Regions from separate parts of the Homo sapiens genome. Here region 1 is linked to region 2. A link is a loop called in an ENCODE intact Hi-C map of the cell type or tissue named here. Cell type or tissue: PC-3. All regions are shown on one strand. Each heading gives the region's core, and the rest is flanking DNA. Links, peaks and the distances in the headings are about the cores only. Region 1 overlaps IMMP2L (inner mitochondrial membrane peptidase subunit 2). Region 2 has its middle 960 kb from the start of LINC02903.

Region 1 (10,758 bases), core at 1,136-9,135, 1.3 Mb before region 2:
ACTATGATCAATGGACACTGTAGTCTTAAAAAAGACCATGTTATTGTCAGCAATTTTTAAATTTTAGCAACTCAAGGGCTTGAGTGCTCATTGTCCTATACTATATGGTCTTTTAAGGGGAAATTGGGACATTGGGGTTTTAATTAACGTTTAAAAAAATAAGTTTACAATGAGATTTATAATTTCAAAGATTGTAATTATTTTATACATATTATGAAGTCTTTTATGACCCTAGCAAAGAGGATTAGTGAAGAATGGTTTCGGAGCTTTTTAAATTTGAGATGGAATGTCCCAGAGTAGTGGAAGTTTCTAATAGAATAGCACGAAGAAGCTGGATTATTCTATTTATTTTTTAGATAGGTATGAAACTTCAAACTTGCTATTTCTGTGGTTTCCATTCTTTTATTATACTTGTGGGCTTCCATTTAGTAATTTTTCTCTCTCTCTTTTATTTGACTGATTTAAACAAAACAAAATAATGCTTCAGCTAAAATCACTTTAGGGCAAAAATTCAAAACTCCAGACTCAAGTAATTAACATGTTTGATGTAAAGCAGCAGCAACACATTACTGTCAATAAAATGACAATCTAAAGAGACATCTTGAAAACTGACTGGATGACAGTGAATTGTGCTTCTGCTAAACTCCAGCAGCTAAGAGGTTCCACAAATATGGGCCCTTCACAGATAAGGCACTGCTGAGTTTCTCTATAGGGTTGAGTTTGGGAAGTTTTGGTCATCATGATGCATTAAAAAAAAGAATGATTTGACAGGAGCATATGGTCCAAACTTTTTAAAACTATAATCATAGTCAATGTGCTATGAAATACCCACTGGGTAAGGATTGAATCACCTGGTTTTGGTTCTAATTATGTCTGTAAGTCACTTTGAACAAGTGACCTAAAATCTGTAAAATCTATCCCAATATAGGGATTTTGTTATATTCTGACTCATTTTTTTTTTTTAAAGAAATTGACAGGCAGTGTAGAGTTCACTCATTAATCATATTGGCGGCAGTTTCTGCATGGCCCTCATTTGAGTTCCATATGGAGTGAGATATAGTGTATGAAAATTAGAGTTCATGAACATGTGGGCAGAAGAGTTTTGTCCATTTTTGGTAGATGTTTCTCCTAAGGATACATAACCTAGTACTCTACAGATATCACCTGACTGCCAAGAAATGACTGTGGATGGTATACCTTTTTAGATTGGGGGCAGTAGAGATAGGAACTATGTTTACCACAGCCTTACATTATTACATATTAACTGAGACTATTTACTTTGAATGTCCCAGTCAGGTCCCTTAAAATCAAACCCCTAACTCATTTAGCTATACCCTCTTCTCAGTCTTCTCAGGGAAGACACAAGACAATATACCTATTGAACCTTTATTTTTCTTGTATATTTCACAGGAAATATACAAGACAGTATACCTATTGTACCTGTTGTACCTATGTATATTCTGTATTAATTCGAACGATTGTCTCAAGTAATTTTTTTTTTTACTAAATCTACAACAAAAATGGTAGACAGTGGACAAAAGAAAAAGACTTGAATCTTAACCCAATAATTCTGTAACTTTGTGCAGAAAATAAGTATGGATTCTTAGGTGTTACTCTCACAGATTCTGAGATCATACATTAAAAGTACCCAAGTGAGTTTGGTAGTACATCATCACAGACACGAATATATGATTCTGCTTGTTGTATCTTATAGACATTATCGCTTATCAGTATGCCAAGGTTCTGTTCAATGACTAGGGATGTATCTATATCATGGTCATTGATTAAATGACCATGAGATGAAATGTCTAAATGAATAAGTGGTAAGATATTATCTTAGAATATTTCTTCTTTCAAAGACATAAAAGTCTATATCAAGTAAAATCCAGAGCAGCAGATTGCTTAAAAACTAAATATGATGATGTGAAAAGAAAGCACCATGCTTAAATGGGGTTGAGAATTCGATATACTGCTAGCAGGTGTGGAGGCAGAATGTGGTGATCAAGGAGGAGGAGTTACCATTCTGGACAGGAAAAATTCTTTATGGGGGAATTTTAAACTTATAAATGTTCATCATCTTTACAAAATATAGAAAGATATTTAAAAGTTTTCAAATATTTTCAAAACTGGTGAGCAACATTCAGGGCTGAAAGAATAAGGTTAAAACATTGTTCTACTTGTTCAATTTGCAAGATATTTATGGTCAATAAAACTTTCCTTATTTCATTACTGATTTCCATTCCCTAAGAAATGATAAAGATCTTAGATGTTCATAAATCCTCCTGGAATTCAACCATGATATTTTTACATACATTACACTTCTAAAATTACAAAAACAAAAAAACCTTAATCCAGTTCAGCCAGAGCCTAAATTTTTATCTTTTGGCTCTATGCATTTTCAACAGATTAATAAGAATGTTTAAGTAGAAAATCCACAAGTAATACTTTTAGATTAGTTGAATTATATTAAGTGTTCATTATCATTATATTATTTATTAAATAATATTATACTAATCAGGTTGTACCATGTGGTAAAACTGTAAAGTTTGATGCACTTATTGTATTTATTTTAAATCTGTATATGTTATAAATATTTTAATATATATTTTCATTACATATATTTTATTATATATAAAGTTTAAGCATATTATTATATATATATACTCCTGATCTTGGCTGAGAAGTTTAAAACTGTAGAAAGAGCCTGTTGTTAGATGCTTCTGCATAAAAAGTCAAATGCTTCTCTAAGGATAAATATATTATGCTTATTCTAAGAAATATGTGATAAGGCATTGGGTACAGTGTACACTGCTTGGGTGATGGGTGCACCAAAATCTCAGAAATCACCTCTAAATAATTTATTCATGTAACCAGACACCATCTGTTTCCCAAAAAGCTATTGAAATTTAAAAAAAAGAAATACATGCTAAGGAAGACACCATAACATGGGCTTCAGAGTCAGACATTCAGGGTTCAAATCAGGACCTTTCCAATGAGTGAAGTTGGGCAAATGCTTCTCCATTTCAAGCCTCAGTTCCCTCATGGAATCAAAGTGAAATGAGGTGAGTTGTACAAAGAGCTTACCCAGGGTCCGGGCTGTGGAGCATGTTAAATAAATGTTGCCCAACATCTTCCTCTTCTTTCTCTTTCTCCTCCTCTTCCTCGTCTTTGTTGTATGTAAGAAGTAGCAGGAAAAAAACCCCAAAAGTTTAATTTTAAATTATACATGTCCTTCTTTATTTCTTACATGTTAGGTTATTCATGATTCACAATACTTTAACCTTTTATCACCTCAAAATTGAATTTCTTTTTTTAGTTGTCTAATTGCTTATAACTTTCAAAAAAAAAACTTCATTTTGAATAGAAAATGTATGTTGATGTGAGCTCTCTAAACTCCATTTTTAATCACTGGAGGAATCCTCAGCAACATTTTTGCTTTAATTTTACATTCAGATTTTGTTTTGTAGGACAGTCAAGTTGAAGGACTCCCCTGATAGCCCTTTCAGGAGGTGACATAGCAAGAAATGCTGAAGTTTTACAAACAGCTAATATAGAACGCTTCTACTAAAGTTTTAGGTTTGGCTCAGCATCCTCAGTTTGAAAAGCAAATTACAGCTTTCATCAATTAACTTTGCAGGGCTAGCAGCTTATTCATACTGAAGAAGATTGATGAATTTCATTGAAAATTGATGCTCATAGTAGCAATGAAATTGTATTCAGACTATTTTCATCTTCATCATTTAAAAGAGAATGCATGAGGGGAAAAAAGTGTCTAAAATTTGGAACTAGATACAAGGAAAGCTTATTATAAATAATGAAATTTGAGACCAATGAGCTAAGTTTTGCATTTTTCTTTTGTGTCACTTATTATACTGCATGACCTCAGGTGAAGAAGTATGTTGACTTCCACTCGATGGAAAAATGATGATAGAGGAAGTTATAAGCTGCCAGTTCACAGGTCTAGCTGTGAATTGAACTACAAAAAATCATTTTAGTTAATCTAGTGGATAGCAAAACTCAGATATAAATAATTAAAGCATCACTCCTTTCTCAGAAAGAAAAGAAGAATCCTACAAAGGTATAATATTCTAGTATGAGCAGAATGCATGATATGAAACTAGAAACAGAGTTACTGTATTTTGATAGAGAATCTGACTCTTGGAAGGCGATATCAACTAGCTATATTTAGGCAGTACCAACGGGAGGCAGTGTTGCCTCATGCACAAAGGCTTGTTCTTTCGAGCTAACTAACCTAGGTTCCTTTTCGTGTTCTTCATTAGTTATGGCAAGTTACTTTTCTTCTCTAAGCCTTATTTTTCACGTTGGTAAAATGGGTTAAACATAGCGCTTACTTAGTACGGTCGTTATGAAGATTAAATGAGAAAATGTATGTTAAGTGCTTAGCATAATGTTTGGCACAGAAAATGCTTGTATGTTGTAAATGAGATCTGCCAGTATTATTACCATTCCTTTAGCCAGTAAAGGATTGTCTAAGAGAGATGATGTGGTTTGAACGTATAAGGGCTCTGCTTACATTAATTTATGTCAGAACATTTGTTTTAATTCATCATTACTTTGATTATTTTGCCCAACAGCAGCATATTATGGTATAATTTATAGCCTAAATATAAAAATGAGACTTTGATATTTACATAAATTTTGCTTCCTCATTAAAAAGTAATTGATTGAGGAAATGGTTTGGAAAATGCCTCACTGATTTTAAAAAGTTAGCTGAACATCACCTTATGAAACTCTTTCAACAACTGTGGTGTTTGTGTAAAAAATACGTGAGTAATAAATGACAATAAGAGGAACAAATATAAACTATGTGTTTGGTAAGTGAGTCAGTTCAGCTAGTCACACAACAAATTGACTTGGATGATGTTTATATCTTATAATGGCATTTTATATATTTTTCATTCAAGAATGACTGTGAATAGAGCTTTCAAAGTTTATATGTTCTTAGAGTATGTTTATCTTTCATATATGGCAGTCACCTTGTTTTGCTCTTTCCATTCTGTTCTGTTGCACTTTCTTTTCAATGCTACAGCATTGTGACCTAGACACAATTCTCTTTTCGCTTGCTCTATCTTTTTTGTTCTCAATGCCTTGGGCACCTGCAGTTTAAGGTCATTAACCCCTTGGCCTTTGTAGAAATCAAAATATAATCTGTGTAGATATATATTGAAATTATTTCCTGCAACTATTGAAATTTCAGTAAAGGTCATTGTGGTTCCATGTATTCTACAGATGTTGAATACTTTTTGTAGAACATGTTCAGTGTTTGGTATTTCTGAGTGACTGAGTTTTGATAAAAATAGAATTAAATTTAGACCCCATTAACACTCCATATTTCAGAGGCATATAAATATAGCGATACAGTAAACAGTCTAATGACATAAAAACATGAATTGTATGTTTGAAAAATACATGTCTATTTTTAACATTTTTTTGTTTTTTTTCCTTAAGAAAGGTAAGCTGAAAGTTAGTTGACAATGTTATTTAAATGCTTTAATCTCTCAACATTATGAGACTATAAATTATAGAACAAATGTTACCCCAAGGAATGAATCCTCTAAAATATTTGCCTCTATTTCATTATAGTCGTTATTAATTTGATAATTTTAGAAAAAAGTTATAAGTCCAAATCAAACCTGTTTATCACAGTGAAAACGAAGTCTCTTAAATGTCTTCTATAGTTAAAATATCTACTATTATTCATGTCACTTGTAAGTGTTGTGAGTCCCAAGCTTCACGTTAGGGGGCTTAATCCCTGGAGAACACATTCTGCTGTTCCTGAAGTCCTGTTTTGTACCAGTTGGGAAACAGTGCCTCTTCCATTGTTCCTCAGGGAATTAGATCCCAGGAGCTTCAGGCCTTTGGAAATAGAGAATGTTGCCTATTGATACTAACCTTTAACTGATTCAGTGGGCCTTTTTTATGCAAACATGCAAAAAGTGGTGATGTTTACACTCCTTCCCTGAATAGAGTAGCTGATTATCTGTGGAATGCTTCACCTCCTGGAAGTAAAGCGTGAAATGACAAACTTTAGAAGATTTTTTAAAGGGATTTTTATTCATTTTAAGGTCTATATTACTTTTGACAGACACAATCTCCCCTAGAAAGGGCTCACAGAATAATGTATGTAAGTTTACTGGCATTTTGACTTTAGTAGTTTACAAATATACCAGTTTACTTTCAAATTAACTAGTATTTTTATCTTATTTAGTGTGTCATTTTCAACCCAAGACAAACCAGAAAGGAGATGCTAAGGAAGTTGCTTTTATGTTGACACTTGATCCATTGGGGGTTCTTAAGTGACTTTGGAGACTTTGTTCATAATTTTTAGTAACCTGGAAAATCCCTAAATAATTTACTCATCTCATTTTTTCCAGTTTTTGAGACCTTTGCCAAGTGTCTGTTTATCAAAGTGCTAATGCTGTCAGACAAACATATGGATGAGTAGGTAGAACAACATACAGTCTTTTTCTCCAAGAATAGATGTTGGTTGTGGGTTTTGTTTTGTTTTTTTTTTTTTAAATTTAACTCAGGCATAGCAATAGCTGTGATTTAAATTAAGAAATAAAGATTTTAATTTGCAAGAATCTATCCAGATATAGTGTGGTATGGTACAAAGGACATAGTTGTTGGAAGGGTAAGATCTAGAGTGGAAGTTCCATAAAAAGGGAACTAACATTTATTACTAACTTCAGAAATGCCAGGGACCAGTGCTGCACCCATATTTTCTTCTACTCTCTGGAGTCAGAGACCCTTGCACCTCAACATGCTAGCAAGTCTCTAACCTCACAGAACCTCATTCTCCTGTCTTAAAGATGTTAATCATCATCATATCTACCCTACTTCACCAGATTGTTGTGAGGAGCAAAGTAATTGTTGAAAAATTGCTCTGTAAATGGTAGAGCTTTAAACAAATATTCACAATTATTGTGTTTATATTTTGTATCCTTCTTACAAGTTGAGTCAATTAATTACTATTATGTTAAGCAAAATTTGGAGAGCACATTTAAAAACAGAGAAATTTGCCCAAAAGAAAAGAATAGGATTGTGATATTAAGGAGATATCATTGCCTACTGGAGCTCTCAGTCTGACTCTAGAAATCAAAAAGTAAGTTGGGATGGGGTAGGGGAGGGAGAGAGGGAGAGGGATTGCTGTCCTGATAATATATTTATTGTTTTCCAGTGAGATGTATAAGCAAAGCATGGATCCTGAGAGTGGACACTGTATATAAAAAAAGGGCACATGTTAAGTGCCTTAAATTATTTACAGTGAAACCAAGTAAAAACAGATGTGGAAAGCCTCTTCAGAATTCTTGGAAAACCTTAAAACTTATAGTGGATGATCAATAGCTGAGTCTCTGTAGGTGAAGGATAGCAGTATTATTATTAACATGTTTTAAAAACAGGGCAAAACTCTAATTTTTATGACTTTACAGAATATGGTAAACTATATTCAAATGATGAATTATGGGTTTGAAATATTTGGGTGTTATATACTTAATAAATCGTTGCTTCTATTATTGAATATTGGCTTTTCCTTTTAGAATATTTGATTATCTGAATAAATATTTCTCTTTTTTGTACATATCTGTGAATTTGGGGGGATTTTTTGCACATAGGAGGTTTTTGAGAAAACATTATTTTTGAAAGACCAAGGAGGCAGAATTTTAATGGAATTCTGGAGGAAGTATTGTAAGGGGTTCTAACCTAGGCCTCTCCAATAAATAGCTGGGTGAATACAAAGTATAATGTATTACATTATAACGATTTCAAACCCTTTCAGCCTCAGTGTTTTTCACCTATCAAATGAACATATTAGACTAGCTACTAATGTCTCTTTCAGTTCAAAAATTTTATTCTATGAAAGCATGTCTCCCCTCTTTATTCCCCGTCTCCTGAAGCTGTGTCATGTGTTTTTATTAATGGCACCATAGAAAATTCTTCCCTTATTATGGCCTAAAGATGAATTAACATAATAGCAAGCAGGTGTATACAAACTTGACAATTATGCAAATATAGTAAATGGCCCTGTAGGTACTGTACTTCTTCAGAAAGATTTGAGATGGACATTAAGTCTTCCTTGTTAATCCTGTATTTAATGACCTCTAAATAGCATCTATTGAGACCTTCCATTCCTTTCAACAAGTTAGAAAAACGTTCCGATTTATCCCTGTTCCTTTTTCCCATCCTCTGGCACCAGCTACTGTCTTTATATTAGAATTTGACTTCCTTTCCTTTCACATTGTGGCTAAAGAAATAATTGTTATCATGTTTTACTAGTGACTTCGTAGATGTCTAACAATACATCACTTTATCAGAAGGAGAGGAGAGGAATTCCCTGAGCTCTGTGCAGGAGCTATGTTCAGTTGTTATACAGTGAAGCTTTCCTAAGTACTCATTGCATAGCCAATATCAGAGAGCTTTATCTTTGACAGCACTGACAAGATGTACTGATGTTTTGCCTAGAGTTTACCTGCTTTATTTAGTTTCATGTACCAAAGAGTGATACATAAGTAGCTAAACTCTCAGAACCAGGTCTACATGGAACATTTTAGTGTGCTGTACACATGTCTAGTGTTTCTTCAGACTGGCTGGAGCCACATTATTTTAAATCATTTTAGAGGAGCATCCTTACTGAGGCTAGAAGTAGGAACTCATTTTTTAGTCTACTATTAGCTTTCTTTTAATGATCTCCTTCAGATTCACCAACAGATACCTCACCTCTGCCCATTTTCAGGGGCTGCTAATTAAGTAATAACATTTAACTTACATAAGTGTTTTTTTAAAACGAAACTCCGGTTATAGAGCTTTCTGATCAACTTAGATTGTAATAAATACCATAGTGCCATGTTACACAGGAATGTTACACCCCAAAAAAATTCAGATTCGGGGGGAGGAGTGAAACATCAAACCCATCACATGGCGAAAGCAAAAGATGTTACAAAAAAGGAAAGAACAAAGAAACAGTGAAATATAGTTAGTGCATCATAAGTTGATCACCTTTTTTGTAGGTCACTAAATTGCTGGCCTGGAAGGCTGGTAGCACCGTTTATTAAGCCATTAACAACAACAACCACCACCTCCAAATAAAAAATTCCACCTACTCATCAGCATTCTAACTCAGCATGTTGCCTGTGACAAGCGACACCCTGAAAAAAATGGTCCTTTGAATTGTCTTGCCAGGAAGGTGCTATTTCTGGTATAGTTACATGATTTGGGGAGACTATGGGTAAATCTTCCAGTCATACACAAATGTCCATCATCTGGCATTCGTAGGTGCTGATCAAATCACCAAACTCACTGGCACACACTGAGTGGCAACACCGGGGGCCTGGAGTGTTGGTATTTCTCAGACTGAAGTGGGCACATTACTGATCTCTGTAATCCACAAAATATGTATGTGAGCTTTACTAAGGTTAAAGAGTGAATCCACTGTTCTTAGGTGTCATCTATTGCAATTTTAAAATAAGGCGGGTTAGATTTAAGAATGTGTGTCTGGCATGCAAACTTTCCCTGGAAAAGGTCTAAGAAAAACTGAATTAAATACTGCAATGCTACATTATATAGGAGTTTGAAATCAGAGGGTTGAGTATCTACTTCAAGTCTTTTCCTCTTGGTTAGGAACTTAGGAGGTACCTCAAAATATCAGATCTGGTCTGTTTCAAAAGCAGCACTTTTAATAAATAGCAGAAAAGCAAATAAAACACTTTTTCCTTTTTGTAATAAATCATTTTGGTTTTTTTTATAGATTGCATGTGGCATTTGAGGCAGAGCGAGCAAAGCTGCCAATATTGCAAGCTGATGCTTCAGCACCTTTCATTTTTCTCTGAGCAGGAACCCTCTTCTTAAACTTGTTCATCTTACAGAGAGAAAATCGAAGCCACTGGCATATTGTCAGAGCTGCTTTATTGTCATCATTTACAAAGGTCACTGGAATTAATTGACTTCTTATATTACATGTTGTAAACTGACTCATTTTTTTGACACATTTATGGGAAAGTGGCAGGATCTAAGTGGCTGGTTATTGTCTTTTTGCTTTGGCTTATATTACAAACTAGGAAACCAATAATAGCTCTGAAATCACAGTTGTGGAAAAAAATAACCCACAGTTTCAAAGAAGCTGACTCTGTTAACTGTGTGGTTAGTTGAACTAAAAGAAGGCAGGAGAGAGCTCCAGAAGATGAAATACAAATGCTAGGTTTCTTTTACTGTCTTTCCAGGACCCAGTAAAGAGGGCAGTGAATGTTTCCATGAATATCCTCAATTGGTGTTGTCTGTTTGAAAGCATATTCTAAGTAGCTGGCTTCCCTTTACAAGATTGGAAGTAAAAATTAACCCACACTGAATTCCATGAATCATCAATACATGGATGCTCATAGAGTTTACTGAGAGTAATTCTGTCTCAAAGGCATTGCTTCTGAAACTAAAGATGAGAAATATATCAGTAATATTTATGGTACCAGAGCACACTATTTTCTAGGTAGATATTTTGAACCTTTACTTCTATTTTTGTTTTCACATTATCCCCTTTTCACTAAATTAGGACGGTTCTACTCATATTCATAGCCTGCTTTCACTGAAATTAGAGGCAGAGAAACAAGGACATATTGTTAAAAATGAATAAATTAGAGCCGAATTAAGCCATCCAGCTCAACAACAGCAAAGGGAATATAGCAGTTGGTTAGAACAAACAATTTTCTTAAATAGGAAATGTACTTTAAAGCCATCCTGCTGTGATCC
Region 2 (10,758 bases), core at 1,793-9,792:
TATTTCTTCATATACCCATTAATAAGCTCTCAGACAAAAACAGTTTAAGACAGAAAGATTCCAGGATTTTTTTTTCCTTTTGGAAGGCATAATTTTTTATTTTATTTCATCAGATTCTACTAAACAAGTAGTCTAATTCTTCTCCATAAAGAAATGAGTTTCTTTCTGAGGTTTTTATTGTTGTTTTCTTTTACTGTGGAATAAAATATCAGAAAGTAAAGGGGTAATGTGCCAAATGTGGTTATGTAATTCTTTTTTTTTTTTTTTTTTTTTGAGTTGGAGTCTCACTCTGTCACCCAGACTGGAGTACAGTGGCGTGATCTTGGCTCACTACAACCTCCACCTCCCAGGTTCAAGCAATTCTTCTGCCTCAGCCTCCCAAGTAGCTGGGATTACAGGCACACACCACCATGCCTGGCTAATTTTTTGTATTTTTAGTAGGGACAGGGTTTCACCATGTTGGCCAGGGTGGTTTTGAACTCCTGACCTCAAGTAATCCACCTGCCTCGGCTTCCCAAAGTGCTGGGATTACAGGCACGAGCCACCGCACCTGACCTGGTTAAGTAATTCTGATACAGTAGGGAATGAACAGTTACTGAATATCTATTATCAGTCTGGTTCTTTTCCTATATAACTTCACTTAATCATCAGAACACTTTTACTAAGCAGTCATTCTCTGCCTTTCGTTAATGAAGAAACTGATAAGAAATTAAAAAAACAAAATATGAACCTTGGAAATAATATTAACCTTCTCTAAGCTATTGGAACACAGTAATTTTGTATACTAACCATTAATGTGAAGAAAGATTATATATTTTTTTACCTTGAACCTCTCATGTTGTTTAAAAATAAATTCTATTTCTAGGAGGTGTTCAGTAAATGAGAAATTAATTTCTAGCTTTTATGTTCCTAAGTTCGTATCTATAATATACTTCCATAGAACTATCCTCTTTATAAAGACATCATCCATTCATTGAATAAACAATTATTTCTGGAGCTTGTACTATGTGAATCTACTGAAGATAATGAAGTGAACAAGGCAGACATTGTCCCTGCATACAGTGAGCTGCATTCTGTTGGGGATGGTATGTTAAATAACACACAAGTAATTCGTCCTTAGATATGAAGTAATGTAGACTGCTATTACAACATATACCTGTGGGATCTGAACTAATTGGGATACACAAAGAAGGCTGAGGATGCAGGTGCGAATATTTGTGCATGGACAAGTAGACTGAGTTCAGATCCTCCAAGGCCTTCTATGATTTTGAAGACATAACGATAACTTGAACTAAGATAATATCTCTACAGATGAATGTAGGTGAATAGGATTTATAGATATAGAAAAGTAAAATTAATTGAACTTGTAATTGATGGAAAATGAAGGCAGAAGTAGAGATTGGGGGATGTTAAAAAATACTTCTAGGTAAGGTTATGGTACCACAATAATGGTGATTCTCTCAGTAACTGGAATCAATGGTTTCAGGTGTTTATGTGAAGTTCTAAGCCATACCTTGGCAACATAAGTTCTATTGTGTTGCCATCATTGCTTTGGGCAGGGTAATGACAATTACTAAAACCAATAGTGATAGCATCTCACTGTGTAGAAAATCCATTTGATTTTGCAGGTAAAAAGAACAATTCTAAATTTCACTCATAGTCTAAGAACCCTTTGCATTTCCATCAGTGTCGTTTCACATTTTCATGCTACATTGTTTGGAATACCTGCTATTAAGCTACCTATTTGGTTCAGTGCACTTGTTGACTCTTTTTCTCTCCTCTTACACAGTCCCACAAGTGACCATAATATTATCTCTTCTGAAACTTGTAGGCACCTGCTGTTAGTAAGGCCACCTAACTGCTAGTTACCAAACAGTATTAGGATAACTAGCTAGAATTAAACATATTTGTATTATATCACCCAGAAGATAAATGCTTCTCAAAGTAATGCCAACACACTCATTAAAATATTTGAAAATTATATCTTTCTTGGATTCTGTCTTTCTGAAGGACAAAAATTGGCTAAACCTTATACTTTATAACATTTCATTCCTATGATAACTTTTACTGTGTATAACACACACACACACACACACACACACACACAGAGAGAGAGAGAGAGAGAGAGAGAAACAAATTATGATCTCTAAATGTATTTTTCTATTTTCTCACCCAAACACATTTTTAATTTCAGGGAAAGAGCTACAGCTTTCTCTCTAAATTAAAACATACAAAATGTAAAAAGCAGAAGAAGTACATAGTGACGAAGAGATAATGATTACTTTCCCAGCATGCTCTGTGTCACTTTCTGACATCCTTTAGATGACAACAAATTTGTAGAGAAGTAATTGAGATTATATTGGAATATTTGGGTATTCTTGATAAACTGTTTCTCAATGACACTACCCACTTATAATTGAACACACAAATTTACAATTTATTTTTTTCCAGAATTGTTTAATATAAATGAAAATAAACTAAGACCCAAACTGATAATAAACTGATAGACTGACGTTTGTCTCTTCAGGACCCTCATATATTTCTAAAGAAAAATATGATGTAATAGGATTTTATAGTTTTAGTAATCAAAGACATCTTTTGGATAAGACTACAACACCAACAAGAACATTTTTATGAAATAATGAAAACTCTTATATTAAGAAGTTTATACACTTTATTTGGTCAATTTGAATATTTTAACCCATCTATCAATCCATCCATTTATCCATGTACATTATCTTTTCAAAGTTAGTATGTTTATGCCCTTGATGGAACATATAATTCTGCTCTTTTTTCTGTTGGAATAGTAAGGCTGTAATATATAGAATGTTTTCTCAGTGATTTACAAAGACATAATCAATTGTGGATTTTTTTTATTGATACCTAAACTCTTGTATTCTTTTCAAAGGACTTTCTAATGTCAGCTCAAGCATTACAAGTTAGTAAGAAATTGCCTTCTCTTTTCTGTTAGAAATATCTAGCACATTATGTTTATGAAAGACATATTTTCATATATGAATAATTTTATTTATATTTATGCTAAGATCGTTAGGTTATTGAAAGGTAGTTCTTAAAATAAATTTATGTTTAATCATAAATTAAACATTAAACATATAAATAGTTTGTTCTTCTTTTTTGTTCTAACTTTCTTTCCAGTGCCTGTTTCAGTATCAAAATTTTCTATGCTTATGTTTCAAATGTTAGTACTACAAGAAAATAAGTATGGTAAACTTTTGTAAAATAGAAGAATCCATATATATTATGCAAGATCTTAATACAAATGATCAATAAAAGAAGAGCTGGTCTAGCTGACAAGCAGAGAGGGCACTCAGAATCTTGTCATTTCAGCCATCATCTGGCAGCTTTTTGGTCTCCATTCTCTGTCCCTGGGATACCTCAGAACTTACTAGGATTTCTCTAAGAACAGGCTGAAAATCACTGATATAGAGAAGTATCAAAACCATTTATATCAGAGGCAAAAAGATTGAAGTTCTTGATCAAACTCGACCACTGATTTGCTATGTGACTCTTAGCTTCTTTTAACTTCTGTTGGTCTCAGGTATTGAACAGCAGCATTCTCTCTTAATTCATGGGGCAAATAATGATTTATAGATCTTCACTTAAAGAAATGTATGCCTATAGATTGTATGTAAGTCAACTGAAAGTTAGAGCTACCTAACTACTGGATTACAATCAGAATTTTTGTTTTGAAAAAGTTAAAAAGATTATAGTGTCATTTTAACCCAGTACAGGTCAACTGAAACTTTATTACATGTTCACAATAATAATAATTGTTGTTATTATTCCTACTATTATAACTAAATGCAGACATCTAGATGTGTTATTTCATTTAATTTTTACCACAGGCCTGGATGAAGTCATATTTCCATTATATAAGTGAGGTAATTAAAGCTCAGAGAAGTTAAATAATTTGTCCATAGTTAGTTACAGTCATGGTTAGGATTTGAACGTAGGCTTGCTTGTCTCAACATTTGTTATTCTTAGTCAATTATTTTGCTCTCAGGAATGGTCAAGAATGATAAATTTTCTTAAGAAAATATTAAGAAAAATGTGTGCCTTAAATTTTACACAGTGATATGCAGTGAGTTCACTAGAAATTATACATATAAAATATAAAATATGAATGGAATTAAACATAAGGTGTTACCAAAAAAAAAAAAAAAGAGAGAGAGAGAAAACTTATACAGAAGGCATTTGTACTTAGGAGATTTGAGTTCTGGCCCTATTTAGCCATTGATTTTTTGTATCCTTTTAGATGTCACTTAACCTCACTGGGTCTTAATTTCTTCATTTATATAATAAATATTTTATTCTGAGGTATCTCCAAAGACCTTTCTAGTTATCAAATTATGAGATATCTAGAAATGCTGATTGGTTAATTTATATTAAAAAGTGAGAGAAAAATCCATGTAATGGCATTGCTTATTATCTAATGAAACATTTTAAAATAATTTTGATAAAGACCATTTTTAGAAGAATATTATGATTTACTTATAACTAAAATAGAAAATAAAAACACACTCATATAAAATCTTATTATCAATAATAATTGAACTATTTAATATCTGTCATCTTGAAATTATTATTAATAATACTTTTCACCTTGTAGCTATAAATACATTCCCATTTTAGCAGGTTAATGAAATTATCTTTGTAATACTATAGAAGCATTTATTTTAAGAATACCAGAAAGAACATCCTGAAAACCAAGAACTCAAAAAGGCTTTTTATCCCAAAGATATATTTTTAAAATGTATACCTATTCATCCACTTGTTTTCACAAATGGAGCTACAGAGAACTTTGAACATAATGATGTACAGCAGAGGCTTATTCCTAACATATTTAGAATTTTAGTTCAACCAAACATTGCTGTGGAAACTGAATTGAAATGCAAAATCTTACAATCCTAATTTCGAGCCACTTTCATTTTAACTTAATTTTAACATGTTTTGCAAAATGTTCCCGTATCAACTTAATAGTTACTATACCACCAAACATGGATTGTGATTATTTTATTTTCTAGATTGGCTGACAGGCTGAATAATCTTCTGCAGGGTAGTAAGTGTCAACTGCATCAAGCACATGGAGGTGGACTCACTACAGAAGGAAGGTTTTCCAAATAAAATTCCAAGTATTTTTTAATTCAGCCTGCTAAGACTTCCAGCCATTCATCGGGTCATAGAGTGTCTCCTTTAGGTTGTCGTTGTTTTTAGCCAGGTTTTGTGTAGTCAGCTTTTCAAGAAATGTAACTGCAGTTTAATCCCAGTTCTTGCAGTAAAAGTCACTTTCTTCTACCTCCCAATTAACACCTGCAGCTCAAAAACAGAGGATTTCTACTGACTCTAATATTGGAAAAGATTATATAGAGGGTTTAGGAGACATTCCCAAATACCTTATTTCTGATACAGCAGGAAGTATTTGTGGATAATATGACATTAAATTCCAACAGAGAGTAAACATAGATGCTGCAGGTTTGAAGTTATGTCCCACACTCACTAGTTGGCATTGGATCAGATTACATGACCTGGATCTTTGAATTTCCATCTGCAAAAAGAAGAATCCAGACATACTTTAAGCACGTAATAAACCCTGGGTATCTGAAACCAAATGTTGAAATTGGTTCTTTTGTCCTGGCTAAAGTGCTGAATGAACATTGTGCAAATACAAAGAAATTGATAGAGTGAATAGAACTGTAGACTGAAAACTCGTCTCAGATGGCATAATGACAGCTGGAGAAGTTTAGATAAGGAAAAATGAAATGTCAGGATTCTTGTCTTCGAGGTTTGTAGTCTGCTGGCATATGCTTCTGTTGAAGCTTTGGGAAACCCAGCCGTAATCCAATTGTTGAAAAGAGCTGGTTGAAAAAAATACATAATGTGCTTCTTATTATGATGTAGAAAAGGTTCCTATTTAAAACTAAGACAACAGAGAACCGTGAGGTTATATATATATATTCAGTTTTTCTAGTTTAAAAAATTGGAGAAAATAACTATCTACATAGTACTCAAAGCAAAAGGGAACTTATGAAAATGTATGCAAGGCTATTTTAATACTGGGGGGGAGTAACACTTAAAAAATTTCAAAACCCAAACACTTCTACCTATGCTATGTGAAAATCTCATTGTAATGCCACTTTATTGAAGTTTTTCAAAGACAGATATGGATGAGTGCTACTACACTGCCACCTGGTGATTAGGCAGGTAGGAGGGATTTCAGTAAAAATTCCTGACAAAGAAAAGATTAGGATTTGTTAATGAGTATTTAATAATACTGAATTTCTCTAATATATCCAAGTTTGTTAATAACATGAAGGTGCTTTGTATCAGGTCATATATTATTGAAAAGCATGTTCCTGGTAAATGTTAAATTGATTTCTATCAAAATGTGTGTGATCTCCATTTCATATCTACTTGCAGCTGTATCCTTCCTTGATTTATTTTAGTCTGGGTAAAGTAAATGAGTAAACTCTTTGCACAGGTTCAGGAGCTAGTGACTTGTCCTTGGAAATGGGAGAGGAAAAGAATGATATGACCTAAATTTATTCTATTTCAAATGGTGCATTTGGTGTTTGCAATCTTGACTTGTACTATCAAACTACTCATTCAATTTGGAGTTACTGATTTTATAGTCATCTTCTTCTTTTAAAAATGATTTTGCCTAGGGAAGAATGGCTTCAGCAATTTAAAGTTGGATGTCAAGGCAACAAATACAAATAAAAAAAGGAAACAAAAAGTGTGAGCATTCCATGAAGTTGCGTGTTTTCCTTCTGTTGTATTTTTACCCTGGTGGGGTTTGTTAACAATTTTAATGAGCAAATATAGGTGTTGAGACAACAAAGTTCTTAACTAACTCATTATTTGGATAGATTTATTTATCTAGTCACAGATAGGATGTTAAATTTAATATTTACTTTTATTTCCCAGTCTGTTTCTCTGCTCATACCTCTGAAGTGTAAGAGAATGTAAAGGGTTGGAACAAACCCCTGGGAGAATCTATGTGGCAGAGCCATGCTACAGAGATTCGGCTCTTCCTCAACTGAGCTAAAATAACTTCAGGAACTGCAAAATGGGAAGTGTTCTAGCCAGTGCTTTCATATACATAGCATATTCTTAGTGCTTGTGGTAAATTATGAGACAGTAGTTCACCACTAATGTGGATTTCCAGTTGAGTTAGATCATCTTCTTTTCAAACCACTATTCAAAATGTGAGATCATCTAAGCTTTTCAGTAGAAGATAAAATAATCATTTACTTATAACAGTCTTCAAGTATGCATGATCATAAAGTCTGCATTGCTGGTGAGATTCTATACAGTTATAAATGCAGACATGTGGAATCGATGTCTGATCCATACACCATTTTTAGTTTCACTATATTCGTAAGAGGATAGACAGATCTTTTTGGTTACTACAGAGGATGATGTCTTGCCAGCACGTCTATGTAGGCAAAAAGGCAATAAAATGCTAGGAGGTAAATAGTGAAAACAGTTTCTCTTGGAATGGATGTGAGATGTGGGGAGTTATAGTGCTGTACTCATATCCTGAAAAAAAAAATTCTATCCACTCAATTTTTATTTACTGACATTTTTATTTCCTGTGCTTTCCTATTAGTATGTTAGTTTATTAACTTGTCTAGGCTAACAGGTAAAAGTAGAAAGCTAATTAATTTGAGCTGAATTTTGTTCATTCTATTTCCGGAAGCAAAAAAAGAAAGATACAATAATATGGAAAAGCCTGAAGGAAGACTATTGGACAAAATATTTACAAAAAAAGAAACCTTTTCTTAAAATGGACAATCACATTTAAAATAATGTGGGCAGTTATATTCATTGCTCTTTTGAAGGATGATGAGAGATGGACTATTTATGCTCTCCTCAAACTGGGTCATGCTTTCTCCCAGTGTTTCTCCCTCAGGCTCACATTCACAATCTTCACCCAAGAGTGGAATTTTGGTTGACCAATTTTAGAAGCACTGAATAAGTGACAAAAAGGTTAGAAAGGAAGTAAAGAAGAAATCCTGCTATCTTCCTCTCTGCATTATAAACCGCCAGTGAAGTGCACAGCAGATAGTGAGCACTAATAAATCTTGGTTTGACTGAAATTTCTGAAAGGGCGATCTAAAAAAGCAGAGCTTCTCAGTTAGGAAATACGAAGGCTGAAAGCCATGTGATTCATTCCTATAAAATCACAAAGAGCAACTTGTGCACCAAATTTCAGAATCTCCCTTAAGCATGATGTCCACGGGCAAGAGTGCATTATAGCATACAAAGCACTTTAATATTCTTTATCTTACTTTCCTTTCTGACCAATTCTGGAAGACAGATAATATTCTTACTGTACATTGGGTGAAACAAGATCTTGAGAGATCTCACAACTCAAATTGAAATCAGCCATTTTTCAGACTCTTTGCAACTGCCTAAGTAGAGATTTTTTAAGACAAATAATAGAAGCCCTACTTTACACACCATAATTTGAACTTCTTACTCTGAGAAATCATTCAGGTACAAGAAAGAATTAATTCAACAGGGCTTTAGAGATTATAGAGCTTTAGAATATTTGGGATTATTAGGGTTGTTCAGTTAAAAATTCCTACTTTGAGATTTAAAACATGGGTAGCAATTCCCACATTAAATCATACCTTTTGATAGCACTGACAGTGCACAATGTTGTACATCTACTCTCTATATTGTATGTCCCATAAATACAATGATAACTATTTCAAGTCATGAAAAATTTACATTATCTGCATTTTGAAAAATGAATCTGATTTTAACTAGTAGAAACCATAACTATAACACAAAAACATCTTAGAACATAATTATTCAATAAATGTTTACAATATTTTGAAAATGTTAAAGAATAATATTGATTCTTCTGTAATGAAAAAGCTGCAGATAGTTGAATAAAGAATATCAAATAAACATTTGATAAGTTTTATAATTAATCTTTTAGATATTGAGTTCTGGGGATTATTTTTTTCTAAACACATTGTCATCATATTTGTCAAACTTGTCCTGGACCCTAAGAATAGTAATTTAATTTCTAATTTTGCTCAGAATATATGTACTTTAAATTATTTAAACAAGACTATGTAAACAAGATTTTGAATAGAGAATAAATAAAGGTAAATTATTATAGGGAAGAACCCACATTGTTCTTCCATTTCTTTTTCAGCTGCTTTTAATTGGTAGACTTTGTTGAGTGTGTCACCATCAACCACACACAAAAAATGGAAACATGTATGAATGACTCTTAAAGAATTAATAGATTCAAGCCTGCTGATTCCTTGTCAACAGGTAAGCTATTTTCCTGACTTAAGTTTTGCACCCTTGTAGCATATATAATAAAAAGGAGGAAAGAAACTCAGTCAGAATAAGAACTGGGGTACTTTGTAAACTCCTCTTATAGATGTTCATTCGTTAAATCTTACAGAAGAAACCAGAAGATTTCACATGATTGAAACAACATTGTGGTAAGTTGTGTAAGCATTTGTATTATATGTGCTTTTCCTTTTATATATATAAATAAAGTAAAAAAGGAATATTAATTTCTTCTTTAAATGGGCACATTTTCATTAACATTTCAGAAACACTTTAAAGTCTTTAAAGTATGATTGCTAAATATCAAAGCTTGAGATAATAAATAAAGTAGAATGATAGAACAAAACATAAACTAGGATGAGTTCTTCCTTATATTTCTTTTCATATGTCTGTCACCTATAAAAATGTAACCTAGAACATTAATGATTTTGTGTGTCTTATTTCTCTCTGTCTCTCTCTTTGTCAAACTAGGTAAAGTTTTGTCAATATTATTGATCTTTTTAAAGAAACATCTTTTGGTTTCATTGATTCTATTGTTTTTCTATTCTTTTTCATTTATCTTCACTCTATTCTTTACTATTTCCTTCCTTCTGGTAGTTTTAATTTGCTTGTCTTTTACTAATTCCTTAAGAAGTAAAGCTAGGCTATTTGGTAGAAATATTTTATCTTTTTTAATGTATGCATTTACTGCTATACATTTCCTTGTGAGCACTATGTTCACTGGATCATCTAAGTTTTGGTATGTTATTATTTTTATTCTCTAAATATTTTCAAATTTCGTTTGTGATTTCCTTTTTGACCCTTTAGTTTTTTTTTAAACACCCTTTTATTAATCAATTGTAAGTAATACAAATATTCCAAAAATATAAACAGACACTTAATGGCGTCCTGCATTTCAAGTTTTTGAATACAACAAATTTATCAAACTATGAATCTGTAAGCAAGGTAGTCAGAATCCCATAGCCCAGTCACAGTGGGAAGCAGATCCCCTACCCTCCAAATGGCCTCTTGAAGGGGGAAAGCGGCACAAAATGGAACATGATAAGCAAAAAAGCTCACAAGGCCCAAAGAGGAGGGTCCGCTCCAGGGGCAGGCCCTACAATGTTAAAAGAATGGGGCGGCTGGCCCGACCTCTGGCCTCCTCTTCCCTGGCTGACTGTAGATATTTACCGACATTTAGAAAAAAGGAGAAAAAGACGGAACAAAACCCCTGTTTAGGAAAAAGGGACCGAGGGACAGCAGTGGTTAAGTAATCCACTGAAGACCTGAAGGGGAAAATGGACTTACCTTTCTCATATACTTGGTCTGGCTAGGACACTGGGTGCCAGACAGCCTTCTGAGGGGATTTTCTTTCTAAATGAGGCCTCAGGAACAGGTAGGGGCAGCAGAGTAGAATAGCATCCATTTCCCAGGGAAAGA

The links. Peaks named below come from ENCODE experiments on the same cell type or tissue, not always from the same donor. Only the 100,000 strongest peaks of a DNase experiment are listed, where the experiment ranks them.
Region 1: a loop joins it to region 2, with 11 times the contacts of the local background. A loop is called at or near these places in 19 of 110 quality-filtered maps.

The regions. Positions count from the first base shown.
Region 1 is chr7:111,092,289-111,103,046 of GRCh38, reverse strand. The region is part of intron 3 of IMMP2L (inner mitochondrial membrane peptidase subunit 2); the gene reads left to right. LRRN3 (leucine rich repeat neuronal 3) reads right to left here. Exons shown (of 3, transcript NM_001099658.2): 2 at 3,085-3,166. Among named protein-coding and RNA genes, the nearest start is that of LRRN3, 6.5 kb to the right of the region's middle. RefSeq lists an enhancer at 5,329-6,256. In PC-3, for the core only: a CTCF peak has its summit at 4,199; a DNase peak (open chromatin) is centred at 4,826; H3K4me3 peaks cover 864 bases; H3K27ac peaks cover 2,139 bases.
Region 2 is chr7:109,840,006-109,850,763 of GRCh38, reverse strand. It overlaps the pseudogene LOC100128056. Among named protein-coding and RNA genes, the nearest start is that of LINC02903, 960 kb to the right of the region's middle. In PC-3, for the core only: a CTCF peak has its summit at 6,224 (motif pointing left); no DNase peak of the experiment used is centred there.